5 separate regions of the Mus musculus genome follow, and all the other regions are linked to region 3. A link is a loop called in an ENCODE intact Hi-C map of the cell type or tissue named here. Cell type or tissue: left cerebral cortex. All regions are shown on one strand.

Region 1 (5,000 bases), 480 kb after region 3:
GAGGGAAGGACTCCTTTCTACCTCGGCTCTGCCTGAGCATCTGTCAGACGCGCACACGTGCATGAAGAATTTAATTTGACGGTAAATGCTGTCTGTTCTTCAAGAATGATGACATCATTTTTATGGCTTTAGCAGTGTCTGCTGCCAGAAAACTTTCTTGTCTTTGAGAAACTAATGAACCGTGTTTATGATCTACAAATGTGTACAGAGTAGTGCGGTAATAGTATCTGACCTGCTGGGGCCCCAGATCTCTGCCTTGTGTTACACAACCATGCAAAGTGAGCAAAACAGATTAGGGTAGCCATTTGAATGAGAAGCACATAACGTGTCCAAGTATAATTCTCTCCACCCAATTGGCAAGGTGTGGACACATTAACATCTAATTACACTACATTAGAAGTGGACTGTAGTTTAAGTCCCTGACCGGCCCTCTTAATCTGGGGTTGTTATAGCCGCTTTCAAGCAAATGTTAAAAGCAGGTGCTGCTGCCCTCTGTAGTCAGCAGCTGAACCATCTTGATTGTGCTGGCTCCAATTACACATCGGAAGATGTTCATGATGCCCCACCCCTACCCCCAACCGCTTATGGAAGCATCCCCAGCGAGAAACAAGGAAGCCGATTCAAGTCCAATATAGTAAGAGTTTCATCATTACATTCCCAGTACCTCTCAAGGGCAAGGCTGTAGAAACGCTGAATTGTGGAAGATATCAAGAGCAGTTCCCCTTCTGCTCTGCGGGAACTCCCATGGTGAAGAGAGGGACTCCTCTCTGTTCAAGGTTTTGCAGGAAGACAAGAAAACTGGAAGGCATGCACAGTCCTTAAGATCCTAATACCCGGCACTTCCCGATTCAAACACTGACCGCGGGGATGGATCAGCGTTTCCCAGGGGGGCCTTTACCAGCAAGCCACCCAGCTTAATGGCAAGACAGAAATATGACGTGCAGAGGTGTGAGATGAGGCTCTGCTTAAATGCATGAGTTTATGAGAATAACCAAAGGGTTTTGATATCGTCTTAATGACTTCATAAGAGGAGACCCATGTAGGGGGAAGCTGAGAAAAATTTTGTATGTAACCCATTTGAATCTCTATCCTAAGGCTGAAGAAAATGAGGACAAAGTTTGGGTCTTTCTCAAGGTCATATTAATTAAAAGAAAAGCAAACAAACAGCAAAAAAGGGTTCCTTAGATATCTTTCCCTCCAGCACTGTGAGGGTAATAAGAGATTGTAGTATGCCCCAAAATGGCACTGGATAAATCTCAGTAAGTATTGTTAACTTTGGCCTGTGTATCACTGCGGGAATGAATCACTGAGATTGGATTTTTACGCTGGAACTTGACAAATTGAATTTGCAATAAAGAGAAAGCAGGCATCCTGTAATGATTAGTATTTAGGAGAGGGAAAATATAGCCTACCGAAATGTTTAAAATCGCAATCTACTGTGCCTTCCCTTTCTACACCATTATGAACATGAGCTCACTCTTAACCAGTGGGATTCTATTAATTCTGGTTCTGCTGGTCCCTGCCAGCTGAGCTGCAAACATAAGGAACACAGGAAAACTAGAATACAAAAGGGTTTGTTTGTAAGACGTGTTCCATGATGACATACAGAAGGAATACAACTGGCTCCTAATACATCTGTCCTCAAGAGAGCTCTGGAGAACATGTTCAAAGCATGATGGCGATGCTCTTCTTCCAACACCGGTGAACGCAAGGCTTCCCGATAGATGATCCGCCGAAATAACTGAAAATGGACTAGCATTTTCTTGAAGCAATTGCCATGCCCATCCTCACCAACCGATTTTAAGGTTGCTGTGGCTGCTTTGTGCAGGTCTTTCAACCCAGCCCTTCCATTGCCAAGATGATGATGTCTATCTAGCCTTTGAAAGCCCTGTTCTTACCTTGTCTCTGTCCTCTAGGGCAATTTCAATCTGATACCCTCTAATCTTCAAAGGGTGGCGCAGGAGAGATGGCCCTTCCCTCTCTCCCTTCCATGACTTCCTCCAGGAGCTTGGTAAATGGCCGCAGGCTCTGCTCCAGACTGAGTTAGGTGGTGTCATAAATGAGCAGGAATGGCTCCCTTTCTTCTCTGTCTTTCTTTGGGGTGTGCATTATTGAGGAAGGAACCCAGTCCTCCTGCATGCACACTGGGTAAACGCTTTACCACGGAACTATATTCCCCGCCCCTAGGTCCACAGTGCATCTTACCTGCTCTTCCCTCTCGGGGCCTTAGTTTACCTGAAGCACAAGTTGGGATTTATATATATTAGGCCTACTTAACAGCCAGCTAAATTGCTTCTGTGCTGTACAATCAATAGCGGAGGGAAAGGAAAAATGTGCGAGATTGAGAAAGCAGACCATCTTCACCGCGGCTTTGGGTTAGTGTTTGTAGCCTGCTGTCTGGCACTTGTTCCTGATTGGAGTTTATTGCTCAACTGCTAATAGAGAAAATTCCAAATCAAATATATGAAATTGATTGCGGGGGTCAATTCCCAAATAACTTTCAAAGCAGAAGTGCTATCTAAGTCATCTCATTGCAAGCGATGATAGCAGAATTACACATTGCTAATAATGAGTTCAATCCGGTCACGTACATCACTCCTTTAATGGCAATGGTGGCGAAAGGTTAGAGAGCTTACCAAAGTGGCTTATTATATTTGACATTTATCACTTGACTGACCAAACCTTTCGATAACAATTTGAGGAAATGAGGTCTTCTAATTTGAAAACAAAGACTAAATGTGTTCAGTTTGAATTCTTTGGTTATGTTGAGCAAAGCAAACAACATTCTGCCATGTGATAACTCTTTTATCAAATAGAGAATGGTTGGAGAAATTCTACATGCTAAGGGAGACAGTACCATACTCAAGGGCTTGCAATTCTTGCCAAGTTTTGGAATGACAAATAAAGATTTACAAATAAAGGTTTAAGACAGAAACTCTAAAAAACACAACCCAGCCTCGTGCTCCACTTGGCTTGCGGTTGGATGTGAGCGCCCCCTGGTGGTTTCTACTGCTCTAACTGGGCTGTTGATTTCCAACAGGGCAGGTTAAAGGACTGGGGGAAAACAAAGCAAGATCAGATCAAACAAAACACACAGCAAAGAAGCAGCAACAGTCACACCATGGTATGAGGCCAGCAAAGTGATTCAGCATGGTAATGTGTGCAGCTGAACTTCCTTTATAGAATGTCTTCTCTCTCCTTCAAATCCTGTTCTCTAATTTAAACATACATGTAAGTGTATATATTTTGTATTTAACATATTATATATTTAAATATTAATATATTAATATAAACATAAATTTATATATAACAGTCATATATAAAATGTATATATAAATATACTTTAATATATGGTATATTATATATTTACATGTATTTAAAATATATGTTTATATATGACTATATAATTTTATATAAATATAAAAAGGTTACTTATGTATAAATATATATATAGTTTATATTTATATATAAATTTTAAAGTCTATATAATTATATAAATGTATAAATGTATAAAATTTACTATATATGAATATGTATTTTATATAATATATTTATGCATTTATATATTTTGTATAAGATATATTTTATATTTATATTTTATATAAACATATTTATATTTTATATACTCCACATTTATATTATATATTAAATGTGTAAATTATATATAATTATACCTAAATCAATATATAATATATGTCAATGTATTATATAATTAATAATATATGAATAATATATATTTGTATATAATTGTATACTAATATTATATAATTTAAATTCTGTGATATATACAAATTTATAGAATATATAATTACATAACTATATGTAAATGTATATATTACATATTTTTTACATATATATATAATTTCTGCCTTTAAGGTAACTTTGGCGAAAGCTCTTTGTCCTCAGCCTACAGCTCACAAGCAGGTAGACCTTTGCCTGTTCATACCAGGTGGCTGATCACATTGCTACCCATTGTTGTCAAATAACGTGGGGAAGAGGGGGTTCTGAGAAGCCACATTCCACCTCAGAGGAACTCCGTATCAAAACAGTGACTGCTTCATTGTTGGAGGGGGATGTGCTTTATTTTGTTTTGACTCCTGAGACAGGGTCTCTCAGTGTAAACCAAGACAGTCTCAAACTCTGCAGTGTGTGCTCTTGAGTGTTAAGGTCTGTTAATCTGCCTGCGCTGCTGGAGTGTTTAACCCACGTTGCTCTTCCTTTACGTATCTGCCAGTGTTCCACAAACTTCCAGTACTTCCTACTGACATCCCACTAGGGAATCAGCCCTTGGACACACAGACCTTTGGGAAACACTGAAGATTGTAGTTACAAAGAACCCCTTCACCTTCCGAATTGCACCAGTGCAAAGAATGGGGTGACCCCTTTGAGAGCTAGCCCTCCAAGGGTTTGCCACCTTGAGAGAATACCTGGAAAGTGGCCCTAAGGGGAAGCCTGTGGTCATCGCTGCTGGTGGCTTGAGCTTAGATTCCCTGCCTCCAAAATTTCGATGAATAGACTGTTGTACATTCTTAAAAACCAAATGATTTGTAGCTTGTTTCCAAATTGTATGCAAAAATAGCTTGATGCATAATATAAAGTTAATAGGCTGGCAGGCAGCTAGATGTTTTATTTAGCCCTTATTTATGAAATATCAGGACTTTTCAAAGTTGATGAGCATGCATTATATAACTGTGCAACATAATCTGTCTTCCTGTGCAGTGATAAGGGCAGTTTCGAAGAGTTGAGAAAAGAAGAAGCCATCCTGGAACATTGGAGTTAACTGGGCACTGTGGAAGTCCCATGGCTCCGTGGGTGAACACACAGCAGCACAGCTGTTGCCTCTCAATCAGGGACTGTTGCTGTATTTATTGACTGAATCAAAGTGCTTCTGTGTCGGGAATAAACCAGAACACAACGTGTTCCTGGGAGAACGAGGCAGTGAAAATACAAGAGCAACAAGGCGCATGTCTCCATATTACAAGATCAGTGACGTCAGAATG
Region 2 (5,000 bases), 230 kb before region 3:
GGAAATAGAGAAAGGGAACACCAAGAAGAGATAGGGAGAAATCGTGAGAGATGCTGGATTTGATTCTTGCAGTGGTTAGAGATTATAGACATCCATTCGATTCTTCACTAAAATAATGGAATAAGAAGGCCCATGACATAGGGCATCCCATAAATAAAATGCTGCACCCATTACCTTTAACAATCAGAACAAATAATGTGAAGAGCATTAGAGGAAGGTAGAGGTCTGGCCCACAGGAGCTTTTCCAGGGTCCAAAGTCTGGCTCTCTGTAGGGTTTGGAAAGAGCCTCACAGCTGTGACAATGCGGCAGTGACTGGGACAGTCTTTGCTTCACGGTGTTTGAGTCAGCTAGAACTGAGCACCACAGCATAAGCCCTCAGACTCAGGCAGCAGTGCACAATGTCTGCTCACGAAATGGCTCAGGTGGGAGATTTCAAGGAACCGATGGAAGAAAGCACCTTGCAGGTACCAAACTGGGATGGTCAGGCCCCAGCGTGCGAGATGGGGTACAAGGACAGAGAGCGCTGGAGCAGACTGGAACGGGGAGTTGGAAGAATCAGAATCTCTTTGTAGAGGGAGAGAGGAGTAACCACCACCTGGGAGAGAACTCAGAGGAATCCAGTAGACATGCAGCCCCCCCCCCCCGCACCCCCCCGCCCCTCAGCATTCTTCATGCCTTTGTCCTTCAAGGCGACCTTTACCTGCATTTATACTCTGCCCCTCAGTTGTTGTTGTTGTTTTAAAGATTTATTTATTTTATGTATGTGGGTACACTGTTGCTGTCTTCAAACACACCAGAAGAGGGCATGGGATGCCTGTTACAGATGGTTGTGAGCCACCATGTGGTTGCTGGGAATTGAACTTAGGACCTCTGGAAGAGCAATCAGAGCTCTCAACTGCTGAGGCATCTCTCCAGCCCAGCTCCACAGTTTTGATGCTGTGGACTCTACTTGAGATGGGTGTGTTAGGTGGAGAAGAGATGGGTCTTGGATGTGAGCTCAGCATATCCTTACTGGGGGGTGGGGGAGGGGATTCATAGGAAATATCTGGAAGAAAGGGATGGCTAAGAGTAGGAAAAATATGTGAGAGAGGGGTGGGTGGAAGTGAGCCATGTTTGCCCAGTTCAGAAGCATGGGATAGCAAAGCAAGCCCTCAGTGCTTGGGTGCCCTTGAATCTGAATATATAAAGTGTGGTTTGGGTGGGGGGAGTGGGAGGAAGGGTTCTGGGTCCTTGCCAGGTAGGAAGAGACCAGTTTCAGGTGAGAAATGACACGGTCTCCTTTAGAGTTAAGAATGACAGCCTGGGTAGCTGGCAAGTGGAGAAGATGAAGTTTGGGGCAGGGGTTAGGAAGGGAAGGTGCAGCCTGGGGCCTGTGAAATGCAATGGGAGACCGAAAGAAGACAGTGACAACCAGGGAGGTTAGCAAGATAGCTGACTGAAGACACTTGCAGCACAGGTCTGGGAAAACTCCCAGGGCTGAGGTAACATCTGCAGGGAACATGCAAATTGTCAGGGAAGGGAGGGAGTTCTGCCTGCATGGATCCGAGCTCCTTGGGAAAACAACCTGCTACGCAAGGCCCGTGGACTGCCCGAGGATTGCGGGAAAACTTGTACAGCTGGAGAAAGAGTTTGATCCCTAGGACCCACATCTGACTTCTACTTACTTGTATGACCCACAACAGAGCTGCTACTCCTGTTAATGGGACATCTACTGACTTCATGATTCACGCCAGATCAGGGGGACCTCTGGGTCTCAGTGAGGACAAGCTGATAAGAGAGACCAGCCATTGCTTCTGAAATAGGTTAAGAGGAAATGGCAAATAGGATAAGAGATGGCTCAGCAGTGAAGGGCACAGGCTGTGCTTTCCCAGACATCCTGTGTTGGATTCCCAATACCCACAGGGCCAGGGCGGCTTACAAATGTCTGCAACTCCAGTTCCAGGGCATTCAGTGCCCTCTTCTGGCGACTGTGGGTACTGCGCAAACATACACAGGCATAACACCACATACATAAAATACAACTCAAACAAAAATTTTGAAAAGGGAATTATTTCGGGGGGGCGGAGAAAGAGAGACAGAGGGGGGAGAAATATAAGTGGGGCATTAGAATTCATGCTCTAATGGAAAGGACCATTAAAGCACAGGTTTGGGATCATAAAAGGAGGTGTTGACTATTTTTCTGCAACAACTTTGGGACAGATACCTCAAAACATTTCGAAAAGAAATAAGTGGGTAGATTATGCAAAAGCCTTGTAGTTAGCATTCATAATTAAAACCAAGATATTGTTAGCCACCTAATATATTAGCCAAAATGAAAAATGTCCTATCCAATGTTGGTGGGAGTGTTGTAGAGAACAATAGACATTTATATGCTTCGCTTCTGGGAAGATAATTTGAACACATGAGACAGGTCTCAAAAATGCCCTTTAAACCAGTAAGCAGGCCTTCTCCAAGGAATCAACCCTAAGGAAATAAACAGAGATGCGCACAGTGGTTCTAATCAGGGATATTTCTTTCAGCATTATTCATGATAACAAAACATTGTGCCGGGGATTAATTAAATCTAATATGGGTCATCTATAAAATGGAAATCAAAGAAGCTATTAAAACTACATTGAATAATATATAAGGATGCAGAAAGTGCTAATAATATATCTATTAAGTAAAGACTGGAAAGTAAATAGAGCGTAATCGCAGTTAAAGTGGAATGAAATATCATAACTTGGAAATGGATACATTTATTTTTATTTTATTTTTTTACTTTTTTGAGTTTTCTAAATTTCTTACAGGAAAAAGAAATGTTATTTTCTGTGTTAGAAACAATATTTTCCAAGTCAGGAACAATCTTCTTTCTTTTTTATATTAAAAATAATCTGTTCTCCTACAGTATAGTCTGATCAGACTCTCCACCACACCCTCCTACATTCACCCTCCACACCCAAATTCTCTCTCTCCCCTTATTATTTAGAAAGCCATCAGTTATCTGAAAAATAATAAAACAAACAAACAAATAAACAGAAAAAAAAGAGCCAAAGAGAAGCATAAGAAATACATACAGAAGCACAGACGCACATACTCACATACACAGAAAGTCCACTAAAACACAAAATTAGGAACTATAATATATAAGCAAGGGACAGGCAAGATTGAAAAAAAAAAGCTCAGCCAAAGGATTATGAAACAAAGAACCTCTAAAACTACCATTGAGCTCATTTTGTGTTGGCCCTCTACTGCTGGGCATGGGGTTTGCTCTTAAGACTGGTTTGTTTCTTCAGGGAGACTCCATTGGAGAAAACGAATTTCTCTTTTGCACACAGTTATCAATTGGAGAGAGCTTCTGGGCTAGGGATGGGGGCTTGTGACTACTTCCCCTCTCAGTGCTGGGACCCAATCCAGTGTAGACCTGTGCAGGCCCCGTGCATGCTGCCACAAATCTCTGGGTTCATGTGCACACCAGTCCTGTTGCATCTTGTCCCGGCTCTGACACTCGATCTGCCTCCACTTCTGCAGAGAAACAGTGCTCTTCTAAAGTAGTCATTGCAACCATTCTAGCAGTATCTGTACATGTGACAGCATTACAGGCTCAATGCTAACTGTGTAAGACTGGCATGTGTCCTCAGTACATTCGGGAAGGCGATCAACCAACATAGTCCTGAGGTCCAGCGTGCACTTGTCTGTAAGAGCTCATCCTCTTCCTCTGCACAGGTGACAGTCACTGTGAGCGGCCAGGCCTTGTGACTTCCTGCATACCTCGTCATCGCAGCCCAGGCCCTGCTGTCACTGTGATCAGACCTGTCTTAGAATTTTGAGTAGCGTGTCTCCATGCACCCCAAGTGGAGGAATTAAGGCACAGAGGTTTGCGGCTCAATCAAGGTAAAGGAACAGGGTATTGGTAGGCACAAGCCTTAGGGCTTCGGTATTACACGCCGTGGTCTTTGAACAATAGCGGATTTGCTGAGGTCTCTGTATGCTCTTGAAGGGCTGGCAGATTTCCACGGGACAGCGCCGAGCCACACCTTTCCCTTCTTTTTAGTCAAGATGAAATCAATGCCCTGAAATCAATGCCCTGACAGCTATTTCACTTTGAGCAGGGGCTGCGGGGGATGAGCCAGAGGCGACTCCCACTGGCTGTCTCCTGCCTGAGAGTCTCATTTGTACATGTCCCACTGTGGCTTCCTCTTGCATAAACTCTGGGCAGCCACGTCAGCTTGCTTGGGGTGGAAGACACAGCTGGCTGGCTTCATGAAGCGTGTCGGGCCACAGGAGGACTCTGGGGTACCGTCTCACAGCATGGCCCGTGGTGGCTCTCATGGGCATAACCTTGGGGCTTTTGTAGATTTAATTGGGGTGGGGGGGGGGAGTGAGCAACCTTGCAGCAAGCAGGGCTGGTTGAGGAGCTGTGTGTGTGTACGTAATTTGCTGCTCTATTTATTTTAATAAGGACCCAAATGTATGTTGTATTTTGTCTTTGGAAGCTTCGGATGTGGGCAAGGTGTTCTCCCCATTTTGCAGGGGAAGAGATCAATAGGGAATGGATATGGAATTGTGAGAATAGCCGAATCCTGCCATCTCATGGTACCTGACTTATCAGCAGCAAAAATTTCCCATGGACCTGTACGTCCTTGGTAAAGGAGGGGTGTGAATTAGAATCCCATGTAGCCCTCATAGCTGCTTGGGAAGCCAGTAGCGGAATATATGACTTTGGGTGCCAGGGAATCTTTCGCTGAATTCTGCAGTGTGGAGCCAAACGTAGGTGAATTATCAGTGAGGGAAATAGTGGTCTCAGAAGGTCCATGAAGACAAAAACGTCATGAATGTTGAACTTGGAAGGATGTGACTAATCTGGACAGAGGGAGTGTCGCAGGACTTCAGGGAGGGCCGTTCTCTAAGGAGTAAGTGTCTGGAGTCAGAGTTATCAGGAACATCTCTGACTGCCAAGGGGGTCGTGAGCTGCACTGAAGTTAAGTCTCCCTTCCTAACAGGGTTTGCTCTCTTAGAA
Region 3 (5,000 bases):
TCTGCTGCTGATTCTTGGAGCTTTTCCAGTTGGGGTTCCATAAGTGGTTAGTTACTGCTTAGCTTAGATGACTTTTCAAAGCCCTCTAAATCAAACATTTCCCGACGGCTGACACATGCAGGTAGACCCACTGATAGGATGGCTGGAAAGAGCACTGACCTGGGATCCAAGGAACCAGGAGCTCGGGGAAAGTGCGACCAGAGTCAGTTTTATACTTTCTGGTTGGAACAGGAACACGTTCCTCTCCAACTTCAGTCTTCTTGTCTGTTGTTTTGTTCTACTGCTGTGCATACATTTGCATATATCTCCCTGGTCTTGCGAGGGAAGAGCTTGGTTCCCTTCCACGTCCTGAGCCTCGGATTTGTTTTGCTACTGCCTTGCCTAGAACACAAGAGCTACTGCATTTGAATCTCTTAGGACAAGACTTTCTGAGCTGTGTTTCTGTGGGCTGAGGCAGAGTCTGACACTTGGAGCTGCTGGAAAAGGGGGAACATTTTTGTTGGTAATGAAAGGAGGGACTAGGGACTAGAGGCTGGGGAGGGCTGTGGAGGGCAAAAGAGCAATCAAGGTCTGCAAAATAAGCCTTCAGAAGGCAAGAGATACAGTCAGCCAACAGGAGCTAAAGTCCTAGACTAGCAAGTGGAAGCAATAGGGAGTAGTTTTAAAGACAGAAACACAGGATAAAATAAGAAATCAGATACCAGGATTAGGACTCCAGAGAGAGTCTCTGTCTCAGGAATATAGAAGGATTTCTGTTATCAGAGAGTAAGAGCGGTAACTAAACAGATAGAAGCTTGATACCTAAGCCCAGAGACCATAGAAGAGCCATTCTTCCCCTGCCTGTGCAGCAGGGTATGCACTAAACAGGCCGGCGACATCCTTCAGGCTCTGAGCTGCATGATGGTGTCCTCCTGGCCTCCTATATAGACCATCTTCGATGCTGCTACACTGAGACTGTAGCTGTGTAATATGATTCCCAAGTGACAAGATAGATGGTATCAGGTCTGACATTGGTGGCTCCCCAGGAGCACAATACCAGGCAGCTGAGGGGAAACTAATATTATTTAAAGATATTCCCCAGGACCTGTGTAGCCAGCTTATCATAGTGGCAGGGCATCAAAGTTTCAAGTGGGATCACAGAGACTAGTTCATCAACTTTGAAACTTGAAGATTATTCAGGAGTATCCAGGTAGATCCAATACAATCACAGATGTATTCCGAAGGGAAAAAGGAAGGCAAGGGGGTCCATCTGAGTGATACAGGGGTTGGGAAGGGTCCAGCTGTCTTTGGGTGATGGCAGAGCTGGGGGAAGGTGAGAGTTCTTTTCTGGAATTGCCTGAAGAGTGTAGTCCTGACAATGTAGCTTTTAGCCAGTGAAGTTTGTTTTACATTCCTAACCCGAGGAATGGTAAAAATTACAAGTGTGTGTTCTATGGAAGCCACTAACTCTTTGGTATTTTGTCACAGGTACAGTGGGGACTAATTTTCCTAAGAAGGAGCTGACTTGTCACCCTTATGTACAATTTGCATGCTGTCGTGGGACCCACAGCTGCAGCGTAAGGGCAGCCATGACTGTGGGCAGGGCATGCTGGCAGTGCTGGAACTCCATCTTCATATGGATCTTATCCTTTGGGTAGAGTTGCTCCCCCACACCCATGCGCAGCCATGGGCGACTGGTTTCCAGGTAGTATACATGTCGCTCTCCCAAGTTTTGAAAGCTTGACATATGTGCTCTGCGTTAGCTGCCGTTCCCTTTCTCACTTTGTTGACTCACATTCTCAAATGTGATGCTCGACTTCTGAATCCCAGCTGTGCCCTGCCTGTAGCTGTTCCACACCTGAGATGCTCTTCACTCTTCCAGTATGTATCTAAGCACCTCCCATCCTGCTAAATCCTCTATCAGACTCCCCTAGTCTTTGGGAATCCTTCCTGCTTTGGGGAACCTCAGAAAATATGTTGTGGGCTTTTGCATAATTCGTGGGTAAATCTCAGTAATTATTAGTGAAGGACTTAACTTTCCTATGTTTCCCTTTCATTACTATGATGACTATATGAGCCAATAACATAATCAGAGGACACATCTGCCACATGATTATAGTACCATAAATGACTCTGTCCATTCCAGAAAGGCGGCTATTTTTACTGACTCTGTTCTGGACTTTTCTCTGGGACATATAATTCGCACACGAGCTGTTCTATTGTTGGTTGTCCAAGGTGAATCCACTGGGTTAATTTACTTTGCCAAGTTCTAAACTTGCATCATAAAGGAGTCCTATCTCCATAGCTATTCTCCCTTCTGGCTCATTCCCAGACACCAGCTTGACTGCAGTGATTTTCCAGGATAGTGAATGATAGAAAAATAGAACTTGGTGTTTGGTTCCTACATGAGAACAAGTCTGAGTGTAAAAGTGCAGGCTGATATGCAGAGTCAGAGGAACCTGGCAGAGAAGATGAGTCAAAATAGCTGAGCATGGTGTGGGGATACAGCTCAGTGATAGTGTTCTTTATATATATATAGTGTCATATATATCTACACATATATATAGTGTCATATATATATAGTATATATATATATGTATATATGTATATATATATATATCTCAACAATTGAAGAAAAAGAGTCCATGTATTTGAGAGAAAGCAACAGAAGAGATTTAGGAAGGGAAGGAGGGAAGGAAATGAAAAGGGGCAAATGATGTAATTTATAATATAAATTCAAGTATGAAAAAGTTAGGATTAAAATACTTTGGAAGAAACAAAAGAATGAAAGAGGAAATCTGAAACCTAGAAAGGCATCTTTGCAGGCAGTACCCATATTCTGCCATAAATTGAAGAGAAAGTTTAGATTGCGAGTACATAATCTGAATGGGTAGGTGATGCTCTATCTCCTATTAGAGGGTTCATTAATGCGCATGGCAAACATGTTGCTTATCTGAAACCTGCTCACCTCCTACCCTGGACATTAAGTTGGTTATGAATAGGTATAACATAGGTGTCATTCTATGGCCAGGCTACAAATGTGAGAATGAGACGTAAGCCTTTAGTGATGCTCTGGAGTTGAGTATTGCTGTTCATGGAGTGACTAATCTATCCCTCTGATGTACTGTCCTTTCGGGTTTCTGTTTCACCTGGAAGCTTTTATGAATGCATCTATCACTCCCAGAAAAGTAGATCTGGAGATCAGTGTTTTATAAAATTCCCAAATATCATTAGCCTGACAGTAATGACACTAAAGCGTGCAATAACCTTTCTTTCATTTTTGACGTTCCTGTGGTGCTGAACCTCCCTTAACATACTGGGAAATCCCTGCAGTCTAGCCCTGAGACCTGCTTAGCAGGGACCCTGGTGTTGCTTCCTCAGTCTTGCTGCCAAGCTTGCCATCGCGTTTGGTACACAGAGCAAATATCTGTTGGATGTGTAGAACTGGGAGCAAACATTAGAATAATGATAGGTGTTGAAATATTTATGGTTTCATTTTCGGGTGAATAGCCTTGGTTAAACTTCAAAGACGGTGGTGCTCACTTTCTTGACTTTACAAAAAGCTTTTCCTGAGAAAGGATGGTATAGATTAGAATCTAAGACATAACCCCAGCCTTTGGAGGCAGACCCTCTTTTAAATTCTGGGTCACCTATGCAAGTTTGCATACATTTTTATTTGTACACTAGCCTTCAAATGCATTGTAGAAGGAGGACAAGAAAACAGATGATACAGACTGAAAAGCCTGGTATAGCACTCACTGTGAGGACAGAGTGAATGCGTTGTCCTATATAAATACATGTAAGTGTATATCAGCATATATGTCAACCCCTATCATTGGTGAGTAAGGATTCACTGAAATGCTCAGGCTTTCCAGATCACCTTGTAGTTATTCCCACATATGTAGAGAACCATGAGAGATCTGAGACACCCCATGGGAAAGCTCCACCCTGAGGCTGAAGGAGGCAAGACTAACCTGCTGGTGTCAGCTGTCACAGGATTAGCAGTGTCCTCATTTTGCTTTCTATTAAGGGTGATGCCTTTTGACTATGATTTTTCCTCCACTGACTTGCCAATTATAATTTCTCAAGGGTTGTGTCGAGGAGCTGTGTAGCGTCCCTAAAGCAAGCAGGTGGAGGTATGGCAAAAACGCATGCACTAGTTCAGGTTCTCTCAAGCCTCAGTTAGAACACCGCTAGCCATGGATTCAATCTGTGCATTAAGTAATGTATCGTAAACAAACACACATCAAGATCATGCGCTGATCCATTGATCAGAATGTGACGGCAACCTCATGAGCTTCCTTTTATAGCACTAGCTTACCACTCACTGTTCCTGGTCACAATTTAAAAACTATTATGAATAATGAGAACCGACTATGTATATATCTAGCAAAAATTACCCTATATTCATTTCTAAACATTAGGCTTCAAAAAGTCTGCTCGTTACTCTGCAATGAAATAAAAAACTAACATTAAAAAAAATCCTAAATATGGTTAAACTGTGTGGAGCTGAGTAGCCCGACTGTAGCTTAATAACAGAGCCAGTAACCAAGGCTGGTAATTACAAAGCCATTATATGAGGAGAATCATATTCATGGTTTCATTGAATCTTTGTGCTTTGTCATACATAAAGCACAGTAATGTATCATTATTAGGAGCATCTTACTGAAGAAGCAGCAGAGACCTGCAAGTGAGTAACTTGTGCCGTGTATAGTCAGAATTGCAAAGCAAAAGGCGGGAGGGTTGCAGAGTCCAGGACTTAGCTCTGCTCCCAGTGGTAAGTCATGTATCATAAAATCACCTGCTGATTTTGGCTCGCTTCCAGCAGTTCAAACTCCAGGGCTCGCACTAGGCGACCAGTAGCAACACAGCCACAAGGACAGATATTTATACTTTTGCAAGGGATCATTTTTCATTTTGAGAGACAATGAGCAGGACTGGGAATTAGAACAAATCAGCTATGGCTTCTCCCACTCAGCTCCTATGTGTAAGTGTGTTGACTGAATATTTCTCTTTGCCTT
Region 4 (5,000 bases), 610 kb after region 3:
ACATCTCTGGCAGCAGCAGACACCTGCACTCGTGTGTGCATACCCCATCCCCAGAGATACACACGTATATAATTTAAATGTTTAAAAACTTAGAAGAAAAAGAATAAATAGGTTTTGTCATCCAACGTTCACACACACAAAAACACAGGCACACTTTTTTAAAACCCCTAACATTTTGCCTAGTGTATGTCTGTTCTCTTTAATAATTACACTTAGAAGTCTCCCTGGTGACCATGGAGTCTACAAGAGTAAGAGACGACGGCGAAGCAAACAACATACAAAGAGGTCTTCTTGGAAGTCTCTTCAAAACAGAAATGATCGCCCTTCCCGTAATTTTCCCCCACTGCCTGGAGAGTAAACAGATATTGAGTACTTCCATAGCCTTGATCCGTGAGGAGGAGCAGACACCCCCAAACTCATCAACCGCCATGAGTAGCTAATGACATCCCTGGGTCGTTTTGAACAGGAGAGAGAAGCAGGCTGCTATTCTGGGACTGTTTTCATTCCACAAAAACAGATGCTGTTCCAAAAGAGGAGAGGCCACCAGCCTGGGAGCTCAGAAGCCCCAGGACCAGGACCTTAGAGGTGGATGCTAGGCTTGTACTGCCCAGTTTAGCCAGTCATGATGGGCACCAAGACTCTCTCTGTCTTCACGCAAAGAAGTCGCTCCTGTGCCAGTGGCATCGAGACTCCACCTCTGGAAGCCTTGTGCTGGTCCTCAGGCTCCGTGGTATCAGAAGGGTTGCTTTGGTATGCTCTACATTTTGCCAGTGCTGAGAATGGAAGTGGGGTCCCCATGGCTGAGCTGTACCCCAGAGTCTGCAGTTCTTATACCCAAGCAGATGATTTGGGTTAGATTCTAAAAGTAGAAGGGTTGGGATAGAGAGAGATGGCTCTGTCGGGAGAGCACCCGTCTCACCAAGAGAGAAGCCAAGTTCAGATCCCAGCACCACGTGATAGGCCAGGCGTCCTGGTGCAGCTGGTGCAATGCTGCACCTGGGAATGGGGCACCTGGTTATAAGGTGACGGGGGCAGGGGAGGCTGGAGGGTAGAGGTGTATCCCCAGAGTACATGGCCAGCCAGCCTAGCAGAACTATGTTCCATGAGAGACCCTGTCTCAAAAATGAAAGTGGAAAGTAATTGAAGAAGACACTCAAGGAAAACCTAGCCTTCACACTCACATGAACATACACACACACACACACACACACACACGCACAGGCACATGCACAGGTATGCATGCACACGCACACACACACGCACGCACGCACGCACGCACGCACACACGCACGCACGCACACATACACCTATACCACAAAATAAATGTAAATAAACAGGTATGATGGGATACACTTGTAAAGCTGGTACCAGAAAGGCAGGAACAGCAGAAATCACTGGCTGGCCTGCCTGGCCTAATTGCTGAGCTCCAGATGAGACCCTGCTGAAAGAAAGAAAGAAAGAAAGAAAGAAAGAGAGAGAGAGAGAGAGAGAGAGAGAGAGAGAGAGAGAGAAAGAGAGAGAGAGAAAGAAAGGTGGACGATCCTCAGGAGTGATGTCTGAGACTGGCCTCTGGCCTCCACAAGCACCTACGGGAGAGCACACTCACTGGCATGCATGCGCCCCCACATACACTCACATACATAATTGATATAATCTGGAACATGACATAGGGTGGAACAGCCTTCCGGGGTGGCCAGGGCAGAAATTAGTGTCAGAAAAACACTGAGAGAGAGACTGAGAGAGAGAGAGAGAGAGAGAGAGAGAGAGAGAGAGAGAAGGCAATCAGCTCTGCCTTCCCAGACCGTAGGATCCCAGACTGCAGCCTTTCTTGCTGACAGCCTTGGGAGTGTGGAAACACAGGGCCTTCTCCACTCTATAATGCCTTATGATTAAGAAGGAAGCTTTCCTTCCAGGCCCTTAACAGTGAGTAACAATCCCTAGCAACCATAACAACACAGCAACCAGTTACACTACACTCTGCACACATAAGCTGATAGGGGTTTGTGACAGACAGCGTATCCTGCTGTGTCTCCATCCTGACGGCCTGAAGCTGCTCCCCTGCTCCCCACACTCCCAGGGCTCCAACTATGTTCAGCGGAGGAACCGGGACTCAGAGCGTGGTGGGTGTCACAGACAGGGAGGCTGGTGTGAATGTGTCCAGTGGGCTTTACACGGTCCACCTGCAGACACGAATCTGAAGTCGACTTTGGCCCTGTGGCAGTACGGCGGCAACAGTGTGTAGTCTGGACAAGCTATTTTACTGGTTTCCTCACACACACACACACACACACACACACACACACACACACACACACACATGTGCACGTGCAGTTTATATTCTTTTATGTGTACTTGGTATTTTATGAGAAGGTTGGGCTTTGTGGTAATGAACAATCAGGGAGACCAATTGATTGTTGCCCTGATCAATTGATTATTGCCTTGATCAATCAATGCTTTGGACCCATCCTGAGCTGCAGTGGGGTTCAGGACACTCTTAGGGGGAAAGGCTTGGCACACACTGAGTTTTCCATAGTAGGAGGGCACATGTCCCACCAAGGGAAACACGGCTGGGATAAGGGAAAGCAAGAGAAAGATACTTCATTTCCATGGTGCTATCTGCCTTTTTTTCTCCTGTATTTTTTAAGACAGAACCCCAACTAATTGCTCTCTAAGCCTGGCAGCCATGTGGCTTCTCCCGTGTACCTGACCTTCCGTGTGATCTCCCCAAAGCTTGCTCCTGTTGCTGAATTCCTAATTTGTCTCCATTTAAGCTTCCTGGACAGATAACACTGATCGTGGAGACAAGGAGAGCGTCTCTCCTGTTAAAATAAATCTATCAGGGTTTTCCTTTATCATATCTATTGTACATCATTATCATTATTAACTTCAGCTTTTACAAATAAACTGCCGTTTGCTCTTGAGCCCAGAGAGAGCCATCTGTGCTGATTTAATGTGGTTCTGGCTGAAGGCATCACCTGGGGTGAAATAACTTCTCAAGGTCTTCCCAGGGCCCCTGTGGAGAAAAGAAAGACTTCCAAAAATATGCATATTTCCGCCTGAGACAAGCAAACACAGAATCCGCGCCTTTGAGCGTGCCGTAAAGATTTGTAGGTTGCTACTGCCCTCTTGTGGTCAATAGCCAGATCTGCAAGCAAAAACTAAGCAATCAAAAGCCATTAGGGTTAGAGTTGGGGTCAGAGTGCAAAGGGATGTTGGCATATAAATTCTGCACAGTTACAAAGCAGCAGCATAGAAAATTATTCCAGTAAGTCATATGACATCCACCATGACCCAAGTCCACATTTAAATCAAAATTCTCAGATCATATACTGGGAGTTGAGCTCAGTCAGTCTTCCTAGGACTCAGAGATGAGCAGGAGACACAGATGCGGTCCGCCCCTGCCTCAGTGTCCTCTGCACTCATCTCTATTCTGTTGCATGCAGGGGCTGCCCCATTGACCCTGCCCCCACGCTCGCTGGATCAGTACCAACTGCACAGTCAGAAAAGAACCCAGGAAGTGGACTCTAAACCCCAGGAGCTTGACACCAGTCTAGCTAAGAATTCCAATCTCCCACACTCCAGAGCACAATCTAGACACTGCTGGCTGTGGGGTAACCTGGGCTCCCCAGACAATCAGGGTGTCCGAGCCAGCTTGTTGGGTCTTTCTTTTGTCGGTAGGCTAATGCCCTAAGTTTTTTCCCAGCAAAGGGTTAAAGAAAGAGTCTACAGGCTCAAACTGTGGGTTAAAAGTGACTAGTGAATATTATATATATTATCCACATGCATGGATCCTTGTCACCCTTTGCAGCCAAGCATTGGTGTTGACAGCAGTGACTTGTGGTACCCAGCAGTGCCCCATGAATTGTCCCCAGAGGGAGATGACAACAGCCTGCCACTGCAGTGCATGACGATCCTGGCCTTTCCCTCTGTGCTGTGCTGAGACACAGTGAAGTTCATCGTTCACATTGTGACTGTGGTGATTTACATCTTTCTTTTTTTCCCTCTGTGTTTAAGTAACTGAAATGCCAGCAGGCACGTGTGGATGTATTTTATTTGTATGTTTGATTAGTCACACTATTAATGACTACTGTCTGTGTTAGTTGACAGATGAGACTTAAAAAAAAGTATTTGTATGAGAGAAATCATATCAATGGATGATAAAGTAACAAGTATGTATATAATTAATAAGTAATTTTGGAGTCATTTTGCTAGAAAAGGCTGTGTGCCTCGTTGGCTCTAAGGGAAAGTCTTTGGTGCAAGATTCCTGACACAATCAAAAGCTGTCCCCATCTCTAATGTTGGTTAGGCTTGGGGTCAGAGTGTACAGGGATGTTGGCATGTAAAGTCTACACACACTTCACAGTTACAAAGCAGGGTAGCCCAGAGAGAGGATTCCAGCCCAGGGGGAAGAGAGGTGACACGGGCTCTAAACAAGCTACCTCACAGAGCACATATTACCCGCAGGTACCTGTCTGTAAGAGGGATAAAGCCATGTGAGCGACTAAAGGTAACGTGGAATAGGGTTGGCGTGCTGGCTCTGCAGCTGCCACGAAAGCCCACGGCCCCAAAGATTTGTGAGTTTATAAAGCAAATGACTTTGCAAAAAAAATTCATTTATTTTTTTTTTGATGATGCTTACACTCAAGAAAGCAGTTTTTAATGTTCCTAAGAAGCAGATGCTAAGCTGCAGGCACTAAGCAGCAATTGCTCTCAGAAAGCCGTAAAGCCCGACTTCTTTATTATCTTTACTGTTAAATGAGCAGAGCAAGAGACAAGCGTCTCCTCCATTAGCAAAGTAAATACAACATCTGTGCAGGGGTAGAGTCAGGACCGACCTCCTCCTCCTCCTCCTCCGCACAAGGCTCGGCACGGGGCTCGTTGTCTGGGAGCAATAATTGACTAGCAGGTACTGAGCGTTGTATCTCAGATCTAAAAATTGAGTCAGATCTGGACTATAATGTTGAAATCCTACCCCCTTTTTGTTTTTCCTTCTTCTTTCT
Region 5 (5,000 bases), 92 kb before region 3:
TCAGATGTGGCCTTGGGAACTAAGCAATGATGGGAACTGGAGTGCTCAGTGTTAGACCCTATGAAGCAGGGGCTAGGCTTATTCATCTTTGGATCTGATCCTTTCCCATAGAGGGCTTCCTTGCATGATTGGTCATATTGCTATAGGACAGTGACCCATTGCTTTTTCTTGAAAATAGTTACAATTACAATCAATAATGTTAACTGAAAGATTGTCATTTGTACAGAGTCTTAGCAATGGCATACCTTTGGATTTAGATTTGAACTATACACCATCAAATTACCTTTGTTAAAAAGAATATTTTGTGAAATTGGATTTGTTTGAGAGAGCTTTGTGCCATGGACACTGTTTATGTAAGAATTAGTCTGTGTTAGGGTTGCAATTGCTGTGATAAAACACCATGACCAAAAGGGACTCAGGGACGAAAAGGTTGGTTTCACTCACAGCTCCATGCAAGAGTTCATCATCAAAAGCAGTGAGGGCAGGAACTCAAGCAGGTCAGGAACCTGGAGGCAGGAGCTGATGCAGAGGCCATGGAGGGCTGATGCTTGCTGGCTTGTCCTATCAACTTGTTCAGCCTGCTTTCTTAGATAAACCAGGACCACAAACCTAGGGGCATACCACTCACAATGGGCTGGGTCTCCCCACCCCCGCCCCAATCAATCACTAATTGAAAAAGTGCCTTACAGGCTTGCCTACAGTCTAATCTTATAGAGGCTTGGTCTCATCTGAGATTCTTCTTTCTGTGATGACTCTAACATGTCAAATTGACATAAAACTAACACATGGCCCCTTTAATAACTGGACCCAAAGATGTACTCTGGTATCACAGATGAATCTTGGGTAGTTTCTTGGGATCTAGGAATCCATGTTCTGCCTCATCGGCCCCCTGTACTTTGGTTGGCTGTCTCTAGAAGTCAGAACTGTTTTCTTCTGTAAATCAGGCCTCTCCACAGGAAGTGTGATTGCAGTCAGAGAGCTGTCTTTCTAGAGCACTCCATGAAATTCTAGTAGTGTTCTGCAGAAATGTCTGCTCCTGCCCAGTGAGGAGGGGTGGGTAGATTTCCAAGCTTGATGGTTTAAAGTCATGCAGGTCACAGCCACTACCACATGTCTGCCTTTGTGTGTGAATGTACCCTTGAAAATGAATCAAAGTGTATTTTTGTTCGGGGCTTTTTGCATAAAAGAATTCCGGTGACAACAAACTGAAAAATGGCTTTTGTTATGTGGTAATTATTCTCTCAGTTCTTTTCTGAGACATGAGTTTTGTTTGTTGGCTTTTCTTGGAGGGCGGCATGCTGTCATAGGCGGGATTTTGGATCCCTAGATACAACTTGATGAGTCCCCGCACATGTGCCTGCCCGCTCTCTTCAGCTTTCTCTGTCCCATCTGAATTGTTCCCTGAGAGATTTCTTGGGTTAATCATCAGTAAGTCTATAATTCTAATACAAATAGTAAGCTATTTTCTTTTCAGTAGCACTTTATTCTACTCTGACTTCTGCTGTGACCGTTTCCCACACGTCTGGGTCTGTCTGTCTCTTAAGGGACTGAGAAGGGTCAGCGAGGGTACCATTTGCTTCTTTCTGTGCCCTATATTGCATTGTGCAAGGAGTCTTTGCCCCCACGGAAGCATGCCATTAATCATGCTTGCTGTCTTCCCATTAGGTGACCCATGTGACCATTCCACTTCTCTTTAGTAACCCCTGGGCAGTCCTTGTGTTCAGAATTGTTATTCTTGCAGATGTGAGACATCTTTATTATGTTTTGGCTTGTGGTTGTTTGGCTTGGTTTAAGTTGACAACACACACACATAGATATGCATATACACACACATGCACGTGTACACATACATAAACATACAAAAACATGCATATGTATACATACACACATGCATGTGTACACATACACATAATTATACATGCATGCACACAGAAAAGCATGCATGCACACACAAATGCACACACTGAAACACACATGTATGTGTGGACACACACACATAAAAACACACGGCCACACCCCCTTACCTTTACCCTCTGACTTAAAGTCACCCAAGGGTTGCAGTATCAGAACACAAGGTACATTTGTAACTTGTGTGACGTGGATTTGATGCAGGGAATGCCGAGGCAATGGGGAACTCCTTCTTACAAACACCGGAGAATACATCTAACATGGTGGAGAAGGGAGGGGAGATGAACCAAGTTCTACTTCTTTGCAGTTCAGTGTCTTCTTGGACTTGGACCCGGCAACCGTTTCCTATGCATCTGCCCTCAGTCACAGACGGCACGGAGAAGTGAGCATATGGAGTCTTACGCAACCCTCAGAAGGTTGTTCATGGGAGCCTGATTACGTCAGCTCCACAGACCCGGCAAGAAGTGTAGGGGGCGTTAGAGAGTGAGATTGAACCAGAACTGAGGTCAGGAATGTGGAGGGAGCTCAGCTGGCAAAAAACTCTGCGTAAGGCTGATGACTTGAGTCCAGTCCCTGGAAGGGGAGAATCGGCACCACAGAATTGTCCTCAGTGCCACATGCACAGCACGTGACCTGTGGATTCCCTCCTCCCCTTCCCTCTGTCTCATACACTCACAATAGTAATTATGTAAACTAAATGGCAGCACTAAGGTCATCTGAATCTTTGCATCATGCTACTTCCGGTGGCTGCATCCAATGTGTACAACTGCTTCATTTTAAAGGGGAACTGTTTTCTCCTTCCTGGCGCAGCCTCTGTACACAGAGGAGCAGGGAACCTGCAGACCACTCTTCACAGTGGTGCCTCCAGGGCTTAGGACTCAGATCTGGATGTGGTAAGTGTGCTCAGCAAGGGGTTGTCCTCGCTGGGTTTTCCTTGGTCACTATTACAGCTGGTGTCTTTGTAGACCTGTTGAGAGTGCTCATCTCCCACCAGTTCAGTGTCACAGAAGGGAAGGAACACACTTCGGGAACTACCCCTGGGGTCAAATCTTTCTTCTAGCTCCTGCTAGCTGGATGACCTTGGTCAAATTCCTCCATTTTCCTTCAAAGAAATTTCCTCATCTGAAAAAAAAATCATCATAATAATAAATGTGATAATGAAAGCACCAACTAGAAAATATTGGCTTTGGCAAGAAAGATGCTTGACAGATGTCACCTGTCTCCTTTCCCATGGTCCCAGGGGTGGACAACCTCTTTCCAATTAATTTTATACTTGACAGAGAGGAAAGCCAATCAAAGCCCAATTAGTACAAACTAGTGTGGGATAGGTTCCAGGTACAAAACTAAGTGCTTCTGAGAGACACTTGGGTCTATTTCATTTCCTTCAAAGATGCCCTAAGTAATTGGCAAGGAACTACAACATCCAAGAGGAAGCATTACAGTGCTCAATACCATTCCTTTTAGAAGAACATAAAATAACTGAAGAAGGTGGTATTGGGTAATTGTACAGCAATGCTTTGCTCAAAGGCACAAGCACACCTCATCATTCCTTGACTGATACCAAACTCCTCAGCCTGGCCAGAAGAGAAGGGAGGCTTCTAGAAACAGTTACCGTATGGCCCCCGGCTATTTGTACAGAGCCCCTAGTTGTATTTCTGTCCCTTCTGCTCACAGGCAGCGTTGATCAGCCTTGGCATAGGGACTCTAATAGATATCAAACAAGTGAATGTTTAAGCATGTCACTCTGGAAGCCCTGCCGAAGCTCCATGAGTGCATGTGTGAGCGAGCAGTGTGCGGACCTGTTACCTCCTCACAATAGGAACCATTCCTTTTGATATGAGGCAATGTAGAGCAAAATAGGCTGGCAGTCAGGGATAATTTGTCTATTAGCTTTGTCTTGGTACCAGACACACTTAAAAGAAAAGTCACATAGAACAGGAGATTATTATTATTTTTTTTGTGTGTGTGAATTCATGATAGAAAATGCATTTTTCTTCGAACTTGTTATTTGGTTTTACAGCCGACCTTTAAAGGCATGTCTGTGACTACAGCTATCTAAGACCTTGACAAATATTATCCTCTATATGGTTTGAATAGTCATTAGAACTTTGGCAATAAGCGTTAAATGCATATCATAAGACATGTGGTTGGTTTGTAGATTATTTTGCCATTTAATTGTAAATGCAAAAAAAGATGTCATGCTTTGTTGGTGCATTGAGTGATGGTTAACCTTTCCTTATTAAATTTCCTCTTCACATTTCAGCAGTGTGTAATCCTAGAAGGTCACTGGTTGGCATTAGCAACCTCAGAAATAAATGGTCACAATGTCACATCCTAGAAGTGACAAATTAGTTTGCTTGATCTCTCATTATCTCTTACAGACATTCTTGTAATAGAGGGTGGAAAAATTCAAGAAGAGACGAAATGCTCTCAAATGTCTTGGGCTCTCAGAAATGAGCATCATATGTGTATCCTTCTTTGTAGCCTCTTGCCTCCAGTTCCATGTATGTCCTCATTCCCCCCCTGGGAGTGAGTTCTCTACAGCCAATGATGCGAAGGGAAGCAAAGAGCCAAAGAGAGGGAGGAAGAGCAGGTGTAGGTGCTATAAAGGGAAGGGCAGTGTTCTATGTTTATCAGAGGATACCTGGACCTGAGGGGGTATTTGGGCTTCTTGTTAAGAGTCTTGTCATCTAGAGGTAAAATGAAATCTGTAGTCTATGTGCACTTCAGGTAGACTTCCTGAAATGACAAGGGCTCTGTGGCGAACCACTGCACGTTGATTGTTTCCTCCTCAGGTCTGTGTTATCGCATGCTCCTTCCTGTCTTAGTCACATGTAATTTAAATGTGGTTGTTTGCAAAGGGGATTCACAGATGTTTTGTAATCTTAGGTATCTATTTTCCTTCTTTCCTCCCTCCCTCTGCACCTCCCTCCCACCTCCCTCCCAACTTCCCTCCCTCCCTCCCTCCCTCCCTCCCTCCCTCCCTCTCTCCCTCCATCTCTCCTCCCTCCTCTTTCTTTTGTTATTTCTCCCTTCCTTCCTCTTCGTTTTTGCAGCTCTGAGGATTGAGCCTTGGGCCTGGCTCATGCTAG

What was found. A loop is a pair of places that touch in the nucleus more often than their neighbours do. Peaks named below come from ENCODE experiments on the same cell type or tissue, not always from the same donor. Only the 100,000 strongest peaks of a DNase experiment are listed, where the experiment ranks them.
Region 1: it touches region 3 in a loop (2.3-fold over the local background); 2 of 42 quality-filtered maps call a loop at or near these places.
Region 2: a loop joins it to region 3, with 2.1 times the contacts of the local background. A loop is called at or near these places in 3 of 42 quality-filtered maps.
Region 4: it touches region 3 in a loop (3-fold over the local background); 2 of 42 quality-filtered maps call a loop at or near these places.
Region 5: a loop joins it to region 3, with 2.7 times the contacts of the local background. A loop is called at or near these places in 3 of 42 quality-filtered maps.

Annotation. Positions count from the first base shown.
Region 1 is chr8:24,383,632-24,388,631 of GRCm38, forward strand. It overlaps Gm30633 (a long non-coding RNA gene), which reads left to right. Exons shown (of 3, transcript XR_378810.2): 2 at 3,041-3,231; 3 at 4,720-5,000. Among named protein-coding and RNA genes, the nearest start is that of Gm30633, 4.0 kb to the left of the region's middle. In left cerebral cortex, CTCF peaks have their summits at 497 and 3,003 (motif pointing left); a DNase peak (open chromatin) is centred at 2,997.
Region 2 is chr8:23,675,305-23,680,304 of GRCm38, forward strand. The region is part of intron 1 of Zmat4 (zinc finger, matrin type 4); the gene reads left to right. Among named protein-coding and RNA genes, the nearest start is that of Zmat4, 8.1 kb to the left of the region's middle. In left cerebral cortex, a CTCF peak has its summit at 1,964 (motif pointing left); a DNase peak (open chromatin) is centred at 1,905.
Region 3 is chr8:23,907,409-23,912,408 of GRCm38, forward strand. All of the region lies in intron 4 of Zmat4 (zinc finger, matrin type 4), which reads left to right. Among named protein-coding and RNA genes, the nearest start is that of Gm51564, 140 kb to the right of the region's middle. In left cerebral cortex, no CTCF peak of the experiment used is centred here; DNase peaks (open chromatin) are centred at 331, 2,352 and 3,872; H3K27ac peaks cover 4,639 bases.
Region 4 is chr8:24,522,170-24,527,169 of GRCm38, forward strand. No RefSeq gene overlaps it. Among named protein-coding and RNA genes, the nearest start is that of 9130214F15Rik, 22 kb to the left of the region's middle. In left cerebral cortex, a CTCF peak has its summit at 3,125 (motif pointing left); a DNase peak (open chromatin) is centred at 3,091.
Region 5 is chr8:23,815,394-23,820,393 of GRCm38, forward strand. All of the region lies in intron 3 of Zmat4 (zinc finger, matrin type 4), which reads left to right. Among named protein-coding and RNA genes, the nearest start is that of Zmat4, 150 kb to the left of the region's middle. In left cerebral cortex, a CTCF peak has its summit at 2,381; DNase peaks (open chromatin) are centred at 1,186 and 2,309; H3K27ac peaks cover 783 bases.